Regions from separate parts of the Homo sapiens genome. Here region 2 is linked to region 1. A link is an interaction called in ENCODE POLR2A ChIA-PET data of the cell type or tissue named here. Cell type or tissue: HepG2. All regions are shown on one strand. Links, peaks and the distances in the headings refer to the core of each region. The heading gives the core; the rest is flanking DNA.

Region 1 (7,084 bases), core at 709-5,708:
ATGAATGGTACACTTATGCCATGGCACTCTTTCTGGAGAATTTCAGGTGCCAGTCTGTCTTGTTAGATCAGTGCAGATTACATTGCCCATGAGGGGATGAGGATGCTGTTTCCATCAGTTTGATTGCCAAAGTTAGTGCTGCGTATGTTTTGTGGTTCTCAGTGGTTGCCAGGGAACCGAGGAAGTGAAAGGAAGGGGTTGAAAGCAGCCTCATTGCTGTTCCCTGGGCGGCTGTGCCTTGATGTCCAGCCTTGTCTGTATGGCAGTTTGGCCTGGTTGTGAGAGTGGTGACAAGGCCTGGGATAGACTGACCATGTCTTGAGAATATGTATGTGCTGAAGAATGGCTTCCCAGTCCCCAAACACCGGCAGCAGCAGGAGCCACTTCTTTTACACATCAGCCACCTTTTCCTCTAGCAATGAAGCTGTGATCCATTCTTTCAGTGAGTCTCAAGGAAATGGTTCAGCCAGTTTGGCACATTCATTTTCTTGTCAGGAAAGTCAATGTGACCTTGACCATCATTGGGGACCTGCGGTAAACACGTTGTGTGTCTGGCTGGATTCTAATGATCAAACAGTGCTTTTGGCACCTCACTGTGCTGTACGTGTCATGTGCTCCTAATTTATTGTCCTAGGTTGGGGGTTATAGGTACTAATTTGCAAGAATCATTTCTGACTTACATGGATCATGCCCAGCACAGTGCCACTACCATGGAGGCCTTGGATAAGTATCATGAAAGAAAATTGTTGCAGAAAATGAAAGGAAAGATGAAATATACTTGCTTTGAGTCCTGGACAGTGTAATTAATTTGTAGCTGAGGAAGTTATTGAAAAGTAACTTTTTGTAATCCCAGCACTTTAGGAGGCTAAGGTGGGCAGATCACTTGAGCCCAGGAGTTCAAGACCAGCCTGGGCAACATGGCGAAACCCCATCTCTACACAAAAAAACAAAAATTAGCTGCGCATGGTAGCACGTGCCTGTGGTACCAGCTCCTTGGGAGGCTGAGGTGGGAGGATCGCTTGAGCTCGGAAGGCAGAGGTTGCAGTGAGCCAAGATCATCACACCACTGTACTCCAGCCTGGGTAACAGAGTGAGACCCTATCTCAAAAAAAAAAAAAAAAAAAAAAAAGTAACTTTCGATTTATAAAGCTCCTCTGAAGATTGTTCTCCTTGAGTCATTTCTGGAAATCCGAACCCAAACATGGACCTTTTGTGCTGTGCAAGTGTTGTCTTTGGTAGAGGATTCAGGCCGAGGGAGAGCTGCTGTGACCTCCTGTTTCAGGGAGGGTAGCCAGAAGGGATTTGGCTTACACCACCGACTAGGGAAAGTCAGAGCAGGACACCATCCCCAGGGCCCTTGCTTGTGCAAAGCTTGCGTTAGAGAACTCTTGTCTCCCTGAGCTGAACTTAGTGAAGAAAGCACGACAAACCTAAGGCGGTGAACTTTTCTGAACCAAGAGTTGGTTTAAATATAGATGATCTGCCTTTCTGGCAACTTGGAGGCTGCGGTGGGACTTGTTGTACCTTTTATAAGACAAGTGAGGAAAGATGTTGGCACCTGTACTTGCGCAGTTTGTTTATGAAATATAAACTCTCCGGTGGAAGCGAGGGCTCGAAAGGTCAGTGTCCAAGGTAGCGTGTCGTACCTTAGCTGGGGAAAAGGTGCCTCTCCAAGCCCCCGCTGCGAATTGCCTCATTCCCTAGAGAAAGTTGGGACAGCCAGGCTTCATGTCCTATTATTTACTGAGCACCGACTCTGGCAGGGGTGGGGGTGGAAAAGTTTCTGTGAAACTGACAGACACTGGACTTGATTTTCTTTCCCAGGGAGGAGAAACAATACTCTAGGAGCTACAAAGTCAGTCCTTATTCAGAGCAGTGTTCCTGTTTTCAGCTTTAGAGACTTGATTTATGTACCCCCCAGCCTGCTTAGAGCCAAGGGGTTGCAGCAGCCTGCTCCCATCTGCAGCCCCCACCATCCTCCCACAGTGGGCTCTGGCTCTAGGTGGGTCCAGGGCTGGGCATCGCGGGTCTGCAGCACATCCTCCTCAGTATTCCAGTGCAGCTGTCTGAAGTTTTTTCTGCTGCGCCTGAACTGATGTCATTTCCCCCTTGGCAGACAGCTTCGGCTTTGCTGCGTCTGAGATATGTCACGAGAAGGTGGGGGTGGGCCAGAGCCAGGCAGGGGGAGTAGCGAGGAGAGCAGGAGACAGTGTGCCTGCTCGGTCCCAGGACTCTGTTTACTTTGTCTGCTTTGCTAAAGAAGGCCGGTGAACCAGGACCACCGCACACACAGGCCCACCAGGGGCAATGCTCATTCCAAGACCTTAACTTTTAAGAGCCCTTTGTTCCAACGTTAGTGTGGACGATGCTCTTGCAGGATGCCTTTCCTTTTGGGTCTTAGACAGGTAATTGTTTCTGCACGGATCGGGTTTGGAAGGGAAGAAGGGGTGGGAGCTTGTTTATTGTACTACTGCTTTGGGTGGAGGGAATATTTTAGCAAATGCCTCTCAGTTAGACCAGGCCAGCTCCCACACAGAACTTTCCAGTCTCCCTTCTTGTTTGCTAGTTGCTCCTTACTTTCAGAGCCACCGTGTTCTTAACCCTCTACGTCCCCGAGGTTTCTCTAGGGCTGACCAGTTCTGATTTTCCATCAGACACTGTAAAACTGCTTTGGAAACTTCACGGAGAAACAGCTGAAGAATGGGGCTGGGGAAGGGGAGAGGCAGAGTGCGATTCTTGCTCCAAACCCCTTTTATTCCTTCTCCATTTTGATTTGGCTAGTTAGTGGAGATTTCCTCACAGTCCTCTGGTTCTGAAGGGACTCTGTGTTGGGGGTGGGGTGAGGGCTCCGTTCTTCTTTTAAAGGAAAGGCTTTCTTCCTTTCAAGCATGTGCCTGGGGCTGTGCAGCTGAGGGACGTTCCCGACGCCTCAGGGGAAGGGGTGTGGAATTGACCCCATTTTGGCCTTACTGACCAGTTTTTCAAAAAGACCCCTGTGGCAGAGACTTGATTGCTCGGTGAGCCGCCCTTTGAAGTGGGAGCACTGCATTCATTCCAGCCGGTAAAGCAGTGTGGAATGAGAGAACAGTAGCAAGCCACCAACTGCTGTCTGCTGAGAACACAGCTGTTGCCAACTATTTGTTCCAGGGCTTCTGAGAGTCAGACACCCCCACCCCCTCTTCGTCTGAGAGGCATGTCTGTATCGGAATGTGTAACTGTAACCAGCAGCTGCTGGCCATAAGGGGTGGGGAGGGAGCACACACCCTCTGCTGCCTGTTCCTGGGTGAGGAAAAGCCACAGATGAGCTCACAGCAGAAGCCCTAGAGGGGAGCTGCTAGGGACCACTGGTTGCCCTCACTCTGAGAAAAGTGCTAGGTGGACAACTCTCCCTTGAGTTGCCTACAGTTCTGTTCAAAGGAAGCTCCTCTGAAAAGCCCCAAACATTCCATTACAGCTCTTGTTATCTTCAGAGTGTTGCGTTGACACAGCTGATGGGCAGAGAGGTGACCACTCTGAACATCCCTTCTGCCCCCACAAGAAAGGCTGTCCTTTTTTTTTTTTTTTTTTTTTTTTTTGAGATGGAGTCTCACTCTGTTGCCCAGGCTGGAGTGTAGTGGCGTTAGCTCACTGCAACTTCTGTCTCCTGGGTTCAAGCGATTCTCCTGCCTCAGCCTCCTGAGTAGCTGGGATTACAGGCATGTGCCACTATACCCGGCTAAGTTTTGTATTTTTAGTAGAGACGGGGTTTCGCCATGTTGGTCTGACTGGTCTCGAACTCCTGACCTCCGGTGATCCGGCCACCTCAGCCTCCCGAAGTGCTAGGATTACAGGCGTGAGCCACTGTGCCTGGCCAGAAAGGCTGTCCTTTTAACCTATGGGCAGAGTGAGCCCTGGAGAGGATTTCAAGCAGTGTTGGAAATAGGATGAAGCTGGATGAAGCGTCTCATGCTGTGTCAGCAGGCTGGTAGGGTGAAAACTGCCTAACAGAGTGGAAAGAGTGGGCTGGGAGCTGGAAAGACCTGCGTTCATATCCCAGCTTCCCTGAGGTCTTGGGCAGGCCCTTAACTGTTCTGAACCTCATCTCTGAGGTCACACAGGGATTCCACGAAAGAATGTATGTGAACGTTAGCACCTGGGCTGGTAGAGAGTAGACATAACTCTTACTTTGATCTACTCATTCCCAAAGGATGCAACACTGCAGGGGTGCAGGAAACGAGAAGCGAAGGGACTGATACCTTGACAGGAGCCAGGTGTGCTGGGCAGGAGCCCACAGCCAGGGGAGTGAGCTCTTGCATCTGTAGTCAGTGACTGCCATTGTGCAGTGACGTACAGCTGGGAGGCCACCTCTTACTCTACCGAGACACTGTTAATCTTATATACTGAGGTGGCAAGAGGGCGAGGGCTTGTGTCCAGTTACTTGGACATGTAGTGAGAGAATGAAGCAGTGGGTAGCATTAAACTCTTCAAGGAGAGTGAAGGGTTGGGATGGTTGTTTTGGGAAGGATCTGAGAGGATCAACAGCAGGTGAACCTTTAGCTCTTGTGTCTGAACAGTTGCCTGGTGGAAGGCAGAATTTAGAAGACCTCCGAAGGCCCTTCCTGCCCTAGGCTTCTGTGACTCAAATGTTGCCTGTACAATCTTGGAGTAGTTTTGGTTACATATTTTGTATATTTCTAGTATTTTCTGTCAGACAGTGTAACTATGTTCTTTATTGGAGCCATGTAGCCTTCTAAAGATCACTTGGTGATAATTCTGTTTAAGAAAAAATGACACATAATGCACACACACACACATAAAATTCATCTTTATCGTACATATGTATGCACTTTGATTTATTTTTTTCCCTTAATCCATATGATTGTTTTTTCCCCTTAATCCTGTGTCTTATGTGGTAGGATTATTCTGTTTGTACAGAGGTGCATGCTGAGGCTTAGAGAAGTTAAGCCATTTGCCCAGCATTGCTCAATTGTCTAGAGAAAGGGTAATTGAAGATTTTTGTTGCTGTTTTTTAACTTGAGTCTTTCCCAAATCCTGGATTTTTCTCACTACCTAGACTGTGCGGCTCAATGTCTGAGAGTAGAGTATGATTAATGCATTGTTCTCCTTGGGGCATGTTTCTTTCTAGCCTGCCTAGGTAGGAGATAAAATGCTGCTTACCCCTTAATCCCAGCTTTTCAGGAGGCTGAGGCAGGAGAATCGCTTAAACCCGGGAGGGGAAGGTTGCAGTGAGCCGAGAGGCCCCACCATTGCACTCCAGCATGGGCGACAAGAGCGAGACTCCATTTCAAAAAAAAAAATCATTCTTGTTGAGTCTCGTTCTTGTCACCCAGGCTGGAGTGCAATGGTGCGATCTCAGCTCACTGCAACCTCTGCCTTCCGGTTTCAAGCCATTCTCCTGCCTCAGCCTCCCAGGTAGCTGGGACTACAGGCATGTGCCACCACGCCCAGCTAATTTTTTGGGTATTTTTAATAGAGATGGGGTTTCACCATGGCTGGCCAGGCTGATCTCAAACTCCTGACCTCAAGTGGTCCGCTCGCCTCGGCCTCCCAAAGTGCTGGGATTATAGACATGAGCCACCAGGCCCGGCCAAAAAAAATGTAGATTCTTTATGTCTGGGCCAGGGCCCCAGAATATGCATTTCTGTGAAGTTCCCCAGGTGTTTCTGATCCCGGTTGTTTCCGGCCACACTTTGAGAGACTGTCCTCCAGAGCTGGGCGGCATGGAAATAATTACAAGCCAGCATGCTGAGACTACAACAGAGGAACGCCCAGGGACTGGGAGAGCAGAGCGTGGGGGCAGGTATCTGAATCAGGCTAGGAGAGGCTTTCCTGAGAAGCCGATATCTGATCTGACTCTTGAAGGATGAGGAGGAGAGTTTACCAGACATGTGAGTTGGGGAAAGAGCATTCCGGACAGATCAGGTTGGGAGAGTTGTTTTTGTTTTCTTCTGCAGATGACAAGGGAAGCTGTCATTCATCTCTTGAGTCTTGGCATTGAATTTGCCTGGGGCAAGATAAGGACCTTAGTTCACCAGGTATGGGTGTCTTTTATGGGTACCAAGAAGGAGGAAGACCTCAGGGCCCTTCTTTCTAATAATGAGCATGGCATGATTTCAGTGTCTGTAAAGGGCAGATAAACTGTAGGATTTATTAGTTCTTTCATGCAAGGGACAGTTAGACAGCTCATGGAAGCTACAGTGTTGACTAAAAAAAATGCTTTTTGTGCTTAGATGAGCCAGAGCTCAGAAGAAGATAGTCACCTGGTGAACTTTTTGGGTATGGCACTATATACCAAATTTTAGATATAACAAACAATTAGGCATGCTATCCCTTTATTATCTGACAAGATCAGAAAATAGGTTTTCTGGTTAAGAGAAATTCCATTATGTGTACCTAACAAAGGGATTACTAATTTTCGGAGAACAGTATTGCAACAGAATGTTCTTAGTCATGATTTGAACGAATTCTATTTCATGTTTATCCAGAAGATATTGATTGGGTAATGTCGAAGGTTTCTTAGGAGCAACACTCAGCATCTGAAAAGTCCTGTGCACCTGTTCTACCCAAAGCATGTTGTGGATACAAAGAGGTATAAACTCCATCCCTGCCCTCAAGGGGTTTACAGTCAGCTAGGGAAAGTAGAATAAGTGCACAGGTAATGAGGACATTCTGCAGGTGGTAGCAAATGACACTAGAAAAGAATAGAATGCCGCAGTTCAGAGGTGTGAAGAGGCAACCCTTCTGCAGGTGGCCCTTCCCACAGTCCAATCCAGTAGTATCAGTTGTTGCACTATAGGTGCTAGGTGTGTGGAAGGACCAGTGGGTGGTAAGTTCTAGTTGATGGAATGCAGGCTAGATCCATTAAGACACTAATTTTACATCTTGCACCTTGGAATATTGCCTTTCTCAGTGGGAAAGACCCATTGTCCTCCAAGTTGTCCACACCAGTGAGATGGGATGATCCCTGATACTGGAAATGAATAATACCCATCAAAGCCCTCTTAGGGTCCCTTTTCCAGGTTGGAATTTGTCATGGAAAGAGGCACAGGGGGCAACTCCTGGCCCAAGGGGCTGTTTGTATTTT
Region 2 (7,084 bases), core at 882-5,881, 49 kb after region 1:
TTTTTTTTTGAGACAAGTTCTTGCTATGTCACCCAGGCTGGAGCGCAGTGGCGCACTCACTGCCAGCCTTGACCTCCTGGGTTCAATGTGATCCTCCCACTTCAGCCTCCCAAGTAACTGGGACCAGCTGGGACCACAGGTATGTGCCACTACACCTGGCTAATTTTTTGTATTTTTTTGTAGTGATGGGGTTTTACCATGTTGCCCAGCTGGTCTGGAACTCCAGAGCTCAAGAGATCCACCCACCTTGACTTCCCAAAGTGGTGGGATTACAAAGTGCTGGTGTGGTGAGCCACTGTCCCCAGCCCAGGAACTCCTTTTCGTTTTTTGTTTGTCTGTTTTGAGACGGAGTCTTGTTCTGTCTCACAGGCTGGAGTGCAGTGGCACAATCTCGGCTCACTGCAACCTCCACCTAGTTCTAGTGATTCTCCTGCCTCAGCCTCCCGAGTAGCTGGGACTACAGGTGCACGCCACCACACCCCGCTAATTTTTGTATTTTTAGTAGAGACGGGGTTTCACCAAGTTGGCCAGGCTGGTCTCAAACTCCTGACCTCAGGTGATCCACCTGCCTCGGCCTCCCAAAGTGCTGAGATTACAGGCATGAGCCACTTCGCCCAGCCAGGAACTGCTTTTCTTTAAGACAAGCGTGGCCCATTTCTCCTGGGAGGGTTGGCTCTTAATAGCTCACTAGAACTGATTTTTAAATTTTCAGGAATTTTATGAGCTGTTTATATGAAACAGCCAATTTAAAAAACTTAAACCTACAATTGAGTTATATTAAAAACAAAGGTAATAGATACTCAAAACTGATCATTTCCTAGTTATTTTACTACATGTTACTGTTATCTGTGCCCTTGAGGTTATTTACATTTACCTATCAGTATGGTGGAAATACTACATAATGGCATTTACTATGTAATAATAACAACGGTAAAGAACATATAATGCTACTATGTGTCTCTTTCCAACCCTGTTTACTGGCATCACATTGGTAGTTTAAAATTGGTCACGTTGGGAGTATCTACACCACAGTAATCAGCAAACATTACAAATCAAGGCTATTCCGCACACCCCCGCCCCTCCCAGACCTGGTTGTTAAACATTTATTTATCATCACATCACTGGTTAAGGACAGTCTGAGGCTCAGACGGTTAACTGTGGGGTCTTGGCAAAGACCTTCCAGTTTTGTCAAAGATCTGGGCTTCCTTCTGCATAAGGAGATAGAATTTATTTACTATCATTGGGCCAATTAACCAAGTGATTTAGAGCATTTGATTCAGTCCTCTTGAGGTAGGAGGCGGGGCTCGGACATGGAACCAAATTAAGGACTAGCTAAAACAGGTAGGGGGGCAGAAGCAGCTTTCCATGACATGCCTGCCAGTGTGCCATGTCAGTTTACCATTGCCATGGCAAAACCTAGGAGTTACCATCCCTTTTCGTGGCAACGACCTGATGACCTGGAAGTTACTACCCTCATCCTGGAAATCTCTGCATAATCCACCCCTTAATTTGCATATAATTAAAAGTAGATGTCCATATGAGTGCAGCCCTGCCCCTGCGTTGCTCTTCTGGGCACACTGCCTCTGGGTAGCCCTGCTCCACAAGGAGCAGTACCTCTGCTGCTCTGTGCACTGCGGCTTGCTGGCTACCACCACTGCTGCTTGCTGGAATTCTTTCTGGGTGAAGCCATGAACCCTCCTGGGCTAAGCCCCAATTTTAGGGCTTGCCTGTCCTGCATCACTCTTGTTTGTCTACCCTTCTATTTGTCAGGTGCTGATATGCAGGATAAAGAACATGAGAAGGCTCAGTCTTGAACTCCAGAGGTACAGGAGGTGGACAGTGTCTGTGGGGGGCCCCACCCATTTCAAGTCCAGGCAGATGCTCAGATGCCAAGGTTCAGTTTAGGTTCAGTACCAAGGAACAGAAGCTGAGTGCTGAAGAGGGATGGTCATGGTGGACTCAGGAGTCATAAAAAATGTGTCTGAGCCTCAAGGCAGGTGGGTTTAGATCAGTGGTGAAAAGGCCTTCCAGACGGGAGAGCACAGTTTGGGCAGGAGTCAAAGTTCATAAAGTCATTTTCTAAAAGGTCACTCCGCTTGCCTGAAAGGTACTCTCCCGGCCAAATATCCCAAGAGCCCTTCTGCATGACCACAGGGGACAGGTGGGAAAGCATGGCTGGCTCCCCACCATGCACCATTGAAATCTTGAGTTCTGGTCCCAGCCCTGCTGCTACGTAGCTGTGTGATCTGGGGCAAGTCATACCCTATACCCAGCCCACACAATGGCCCTCAGTTTCCTTCAAAATGAAGGTTTAGACAGGACACAGTGGCTCACATCTGTAATCCTAGAATTTTGGGAGGCCAAGGCAGAAGGATCACTAGGGGCCATGAGTTTGAGACCAGCCTGGGCAACATAATAAGATCCCCATCTCTTCAAAAAACTTAAAAATTAGCCAGAGTGGTGGCACACACCTGTAGTCCCAGCTACCCAGGAAGCTGAGGCAGGAAGCTCTCTTGAGCCCAGGTGTTCCAGACTGCGGTGAGCCATGATTGCACCACTGCACTCCAGCCTGGGTGACAGAGTGAGACCCTGTCTCAAAAAAAAAATGAAGTCCGTAGGAGAGCTTGTGGGCAGCTGACCCCAGCCCCCATCACAAGCAGCCTGGGAGAGATGCTGACACCACAGTGAGCCCAAGGGAAAGGCTATACTGGAGTTTGTCCCTTCCCTCTCCCGGTTCCTCTGCCCCCATCAGCTGGGTGCTGGATCGAGTCAAGCTATCCTCAGCTCAAAGCAGAGGGGAATAAGATTGGCTGGAGGAAAGTTAAGTATTTCAGATTTGCTCAGAATTTGAAAGGCTTTTTTTTTTTTTTTTTTTTTTTTTTTTTGAGACGGCGTCTCTCTCACTCACTCTGTCACCCAGTTGGAGTGCAGTGGCACAATCTTGGCTCACTGCAACTTCCACCTCCTGGGTTCAAGCGATTCTCCCACCTCAGCCTCCTGAGTAGCTGGAACTAGAGGTGTGCGCCAACATGCCCAGCTAGAGACGAGGTTTCACCATGTTGGCCAGGCTGGTCTCAGATTCCTGAGCTCAAGCGTTGTGCCCACCTTGGCCTCCCATAGTGTTGGGATTACAGGTGTGAGCCACTGTGCTTGGCCTGAAAGGCATTTTGTAGACTAGTGATGAAGAGATAAGCAATTAGCAGAAGATCTGTGTCCTCTGTGGAAGTGGTGGGTGGGTTTAACTGGGATGGAAAACATCGCAAGTTTGCAAGAATCTCACACAATGTCACTTGAGGACTCGGGGGGGGTGCGCAGCAGTGTGTACAAGATTCACCTGGATAGCCTGTAAAATGCAGATTTCCAGGCCCTGCTCCCAGAGTGTACTCAATGCATGAAAGATAGGGACCAGAGTCTGTGTTCTTAAGTAAGTTTCTCAGATGAGTCTGGCTCAAGGGGTCTGTGAGCCACACTTTGACAGATACTGACCTGGTGCATATTACATCTATCTATATCTGTTTGTCTGTCTATAGGTTCCCATATATCTTCATCTCTTTCTCTCTCTCACTCTGCCCCCCAACACACATATGCACTCTTTCATTCTCCAACTATTGAACCAGAACATTGAATGGCAGGAAAGTGAAATACTAATCCTTCTTCTTCTTTCTTTCTTTTTCTTTAGAGATTGGGTCTTGCTCTAGGATGCAGTGCAGTGGCACGATCTCAGATCACTGCAGCCTCGGCCTCCTGGGGTCCAGCAATCCTCCCACCTCAGCCTCCTGAGTAGCTGAGACTACAGGTATGCCACCATGCCTGGGTAATTTTTTTTTTTTTTTTTGAGACAGAGTCTTGCTCTGTCGCCCACGCTGGAGTACAGTGGCGCGATCTCTGCTCACTGCAAGCTCCGCCTCCCAGGTTCACGCCATTCTCCTGCCTCAGCCTCCCGATTAGCTGGGACTACAGGCGCCTGCCAGCACGCCCGGCTAATTTTTTGTATCATTAGTAGAGACAGGGTTTCATCGTGTTAGCCAGGATGGTCTCGATCTCCTGATCTTGTGATCTGCCTGCCTCGGCCTCCCAAAGTGCTGAGATTACAGGCATGAGCCACCGCGCCCGGCCAATTTTTTTTTAAGTGTTGTAGAAACAGGGCCTCACTCTGTTGCCCAGGCTGCTCTCGAACTCCTGGGCTCAAGGGATCCTCCTGCCTAGGCCCCCCAAAGTGCTGGAATTCCAGGCATAAGCCACCACACTTGGCCTCCTGCAGGCTCTTTAGCAAAGTCCCAGGGTAAATGGCAGATGAAGGCCAAGACCGAGTTAGGGAATAGTAGGGAACGGTCCACTGCCACCTGATTAACAAAGCTCTTTATAAGGAAGAAGGTAGTGTCGTAACTGAAAACCTTGTCTTGCTCCCTATAGGGACGTCTTCTCTCTAAGACTTAGCTAGGCAGGGTATCAGCCATGCTCTGCTGACGTCCTTCTGTCTAGTCAGAGGGGAAGGACTGGGTTGTTGATGACCTGACCCTGGTCTGGCTGGCACCAGGGAGCTGGGGATGGGGCCTCTCTCTAGGCTAAAAGGGTCAGTTTCTTCCGGGATGTCTCAGGACATTCATTTGCAGACTGGCCAATGACCAAGGTTTAAATATACCAGTTTCCAGATATAAAGGAGTCAGGGCTTCATTTTCTAGTGAGGAAGCTTTGTTTTTTTTTTTTTTTTTTTGAGACGGAGTCTCGCACTGTTGCCCAGGCTGGAGTGCAGTGGCGCGATCTCAGCTCACTGCAAGCTCCCCCTCCCGGGTTCATGCCATTCTCCTGCCTCAGCCTCCCGAGTAGCTAGGACTATAGGTGCCCGCCACCATGCCCGGCTAATTTTTTGTATTTTTAGTAGAGACGGGGTTTCATCGTGTTAGCCAGGACAGTCTCGATCTCCTGACCTCGTGATCTGCCCGCCTCGGCCTCCCAAAGTGCTGGGATTACAGGCGTGAGCCACTGCACCCAGCCCTAGTGAGGAAGCTTTTACAGACTTCCTGGGGTTTTTGAGTGGGGAGAAGGAGGTGGAACCCAGGCACTGCTGCAGAAGACAGCTGTAGAAGCCCTTACCTGGCAGTGTTTACCCCAGGGAAGGGTGAGGAAAGGGGGACACACCAGTCTTGGTCTTTGCAGACCAAGACAGAGGGATGGCAACGGCAGGTCCAGTCTGTGGGTCACATACACTCCCCCAAGGTCGAACCTGTGAGGTAACATGCAGTGAAGCCTATTTGGATCAAAACAAACAACACTTTTGCCCTACTTTCTTTTTCTTTTCCTTTTTTCTTTTTTTTGAGACAGAGTCTTGAACTGTTGCCCAGGCTGGAGTGCAGTGGCGCGATCTCCGCTCACTGCAAGCTCCGCCTCCGGGGTTCACGCCATTCTCCTGTCTCAGCCTCCCGAGTAGCTGGGACTACAGGTGCCTGCCACCACGCCCGGGTAATTTTTTGTATTTTTAGTAGAGACGGGGTTTTGCCATGTTGGGCAGGCTAGTCTAGAACTCCACACCTCAGGCGATCCACCCATCTCGGACTCCCAAAGTGCTGGAATTACAGGCACGAGCCACCACGCCCGGCCTGCCCTACTTTCAAAATATAAACTCAGGCCAGGCTCGGTGGCTCACACCTGTAGTCCTGGCACTTTGGGAGGCTGAGGTGGGATCACTTGAGGTCAGGAGTTCGAGACCAGCCTGGCCAACATGGCGAAACCCCATCTCTGGTAAAAATAAAAAAATTATCCAGGCGCCTGTAATTCCAGCTACTTGGGAGACTGAGGCAGCAGAATCGCTCAAGGGAGGTGGAGGTTGTAGTGAGCTGAGATTGTGCCATTGCAGTCCAGCCTGTGTGAAAGAGCAAGAGTCTGTCTCAAAACACACACACACACACACACACACACACACACACACACACACACAAACAAACAGAAAACAAAAGATAAACTCAATCCTACCACTTCTCACTGTTTCCACTGCTGTGGCCGTGGTTTAACTCATCAACATCTGGCTTTCCTGGACCAGCACAACAGCCTCCTTCCTAACTGTTCTCCTGCTCCCACTCCCATCCCTTAGCAGAACATTCTCCACACAGCAACTACGGCGATCTTTCAGAAATACAAACCAGCTGGGCACAGCGGCTCATGCCTATAATCCAAACACTTTGGGAGGCTGAGGTGGGAGAAGCGCTTGAGCTTAGGAGTTTGAGACCAGCCTAGAAAACACAGCAAAACCCCATCTCTACAAAAAGTAAAACATTAGTCAGGCCTGGTGATGTGTGCCTGTAGTCCTAGTTACTTGGGATGCTGAGGTGGGAGGATCACTTGAGCCTGGGAGGTTGAGGCTGCAGTGAGCCATGATTGTGCCACTGCAATCAGCCTGGCAACAGAGTGAGACCATGTCACTCAAAAAACAGAACAAAAAACAACAACAAAAAAACCCAAACAAAACAAAACAAAAAACAGGCTAGGCGCTGTGGCTCATGTCTATAATCCCAGCACTTTGGGAGGCCGAGATGGGTGGATCACCTGAGGTCAGGAGTTCGAGACCAGCCTGACCAACATGGCAAAACCTCATCTCTACTAAAAATACAAAATTAGCTGGGCATGGTGGCACACGCCTGCAATCCCAGCTATTTTGGAGGCTGAGGCAGGAGAATCACTTGAACTCAGGAGGCAGGGGTTGCAGTGAGCCAAGATCATGCCATTGCACTCCAGCCAGGGCAACAAGAGCGAAACTCCTTCTCAAACAAAAACAAAAACAAAAAAACAGATTGTTCCACTTACATACTTAAAATCCTCCAGTGACTTCCTGTCATAATTAGAATAAAACCCAACCTCCCTCCTGGCCTCCTGTAATCCCAGCTACAGTGGGAACGGACCACTATGTCCACTCTGACCTCATCAGGGCCCACTCTCCCCTTCACTGGCCATGCTGACCTCTCCCACCTGGAGGCCTTTTTACCTGCTTCTCAGCATGCAACACTTTTCCTGACCCCTTGTTCAAAGCAGCCACCCACTGCCTCTGCCATTTTCTCATCACATCACACAAATTGTGATTGACTTCAAAGCA

What was found. ChIA-PET counts read pairs that join two places held together with the same protein. Peaks named below come from ENCODE experiments on the same cell type or tissue, not always from the same donor. Only the 100,000 strongest peaks of a DNase experiment are listed, where the experiment ranks them.
Region 2: POLR2A ChIA-PET joins it to region 1 with 5 read pairs; 10 of 35 experiments call an interaction of 5 or more read pairs at or near these places.

Annotation. Positions count from the first base shown.
Region 1 is chr10:102,774,013-102,781,096 of GRCh38, forward strand. All of the region lies in intron 1 of WBP1L (WW domain binding protein 1 like), which reads left to right. Among named protein-coding and RNA genes, the nearest start is that of WBP1L, 34 kb to the left of the region's middle. RefSeq lists enhancers at 1,064-1,595, 2,128-2,659, 2,660-3,191, 6,939-7,084. In HepG2, for the core only: no CTCF peak of the experiment used is centred there; DNase peaks (open chromatin) are centred at 1,659, 2,249 and 3,169; H3K4me3 peaks cover 1,757 bases.
Region 2 is chr10:102,823,275-102,830,358 of GRCh38, forward strand. No RefSeq gene overlaps it. Among named protein-coding and RNA genes, the nearest start is that of CYP17A1-AS1, 5.9 kb to the right of the region's middle. In HepG2, for the core only: no CTCF peak of the experiment used is centred there; no DNase peak of the experiment used is centred there.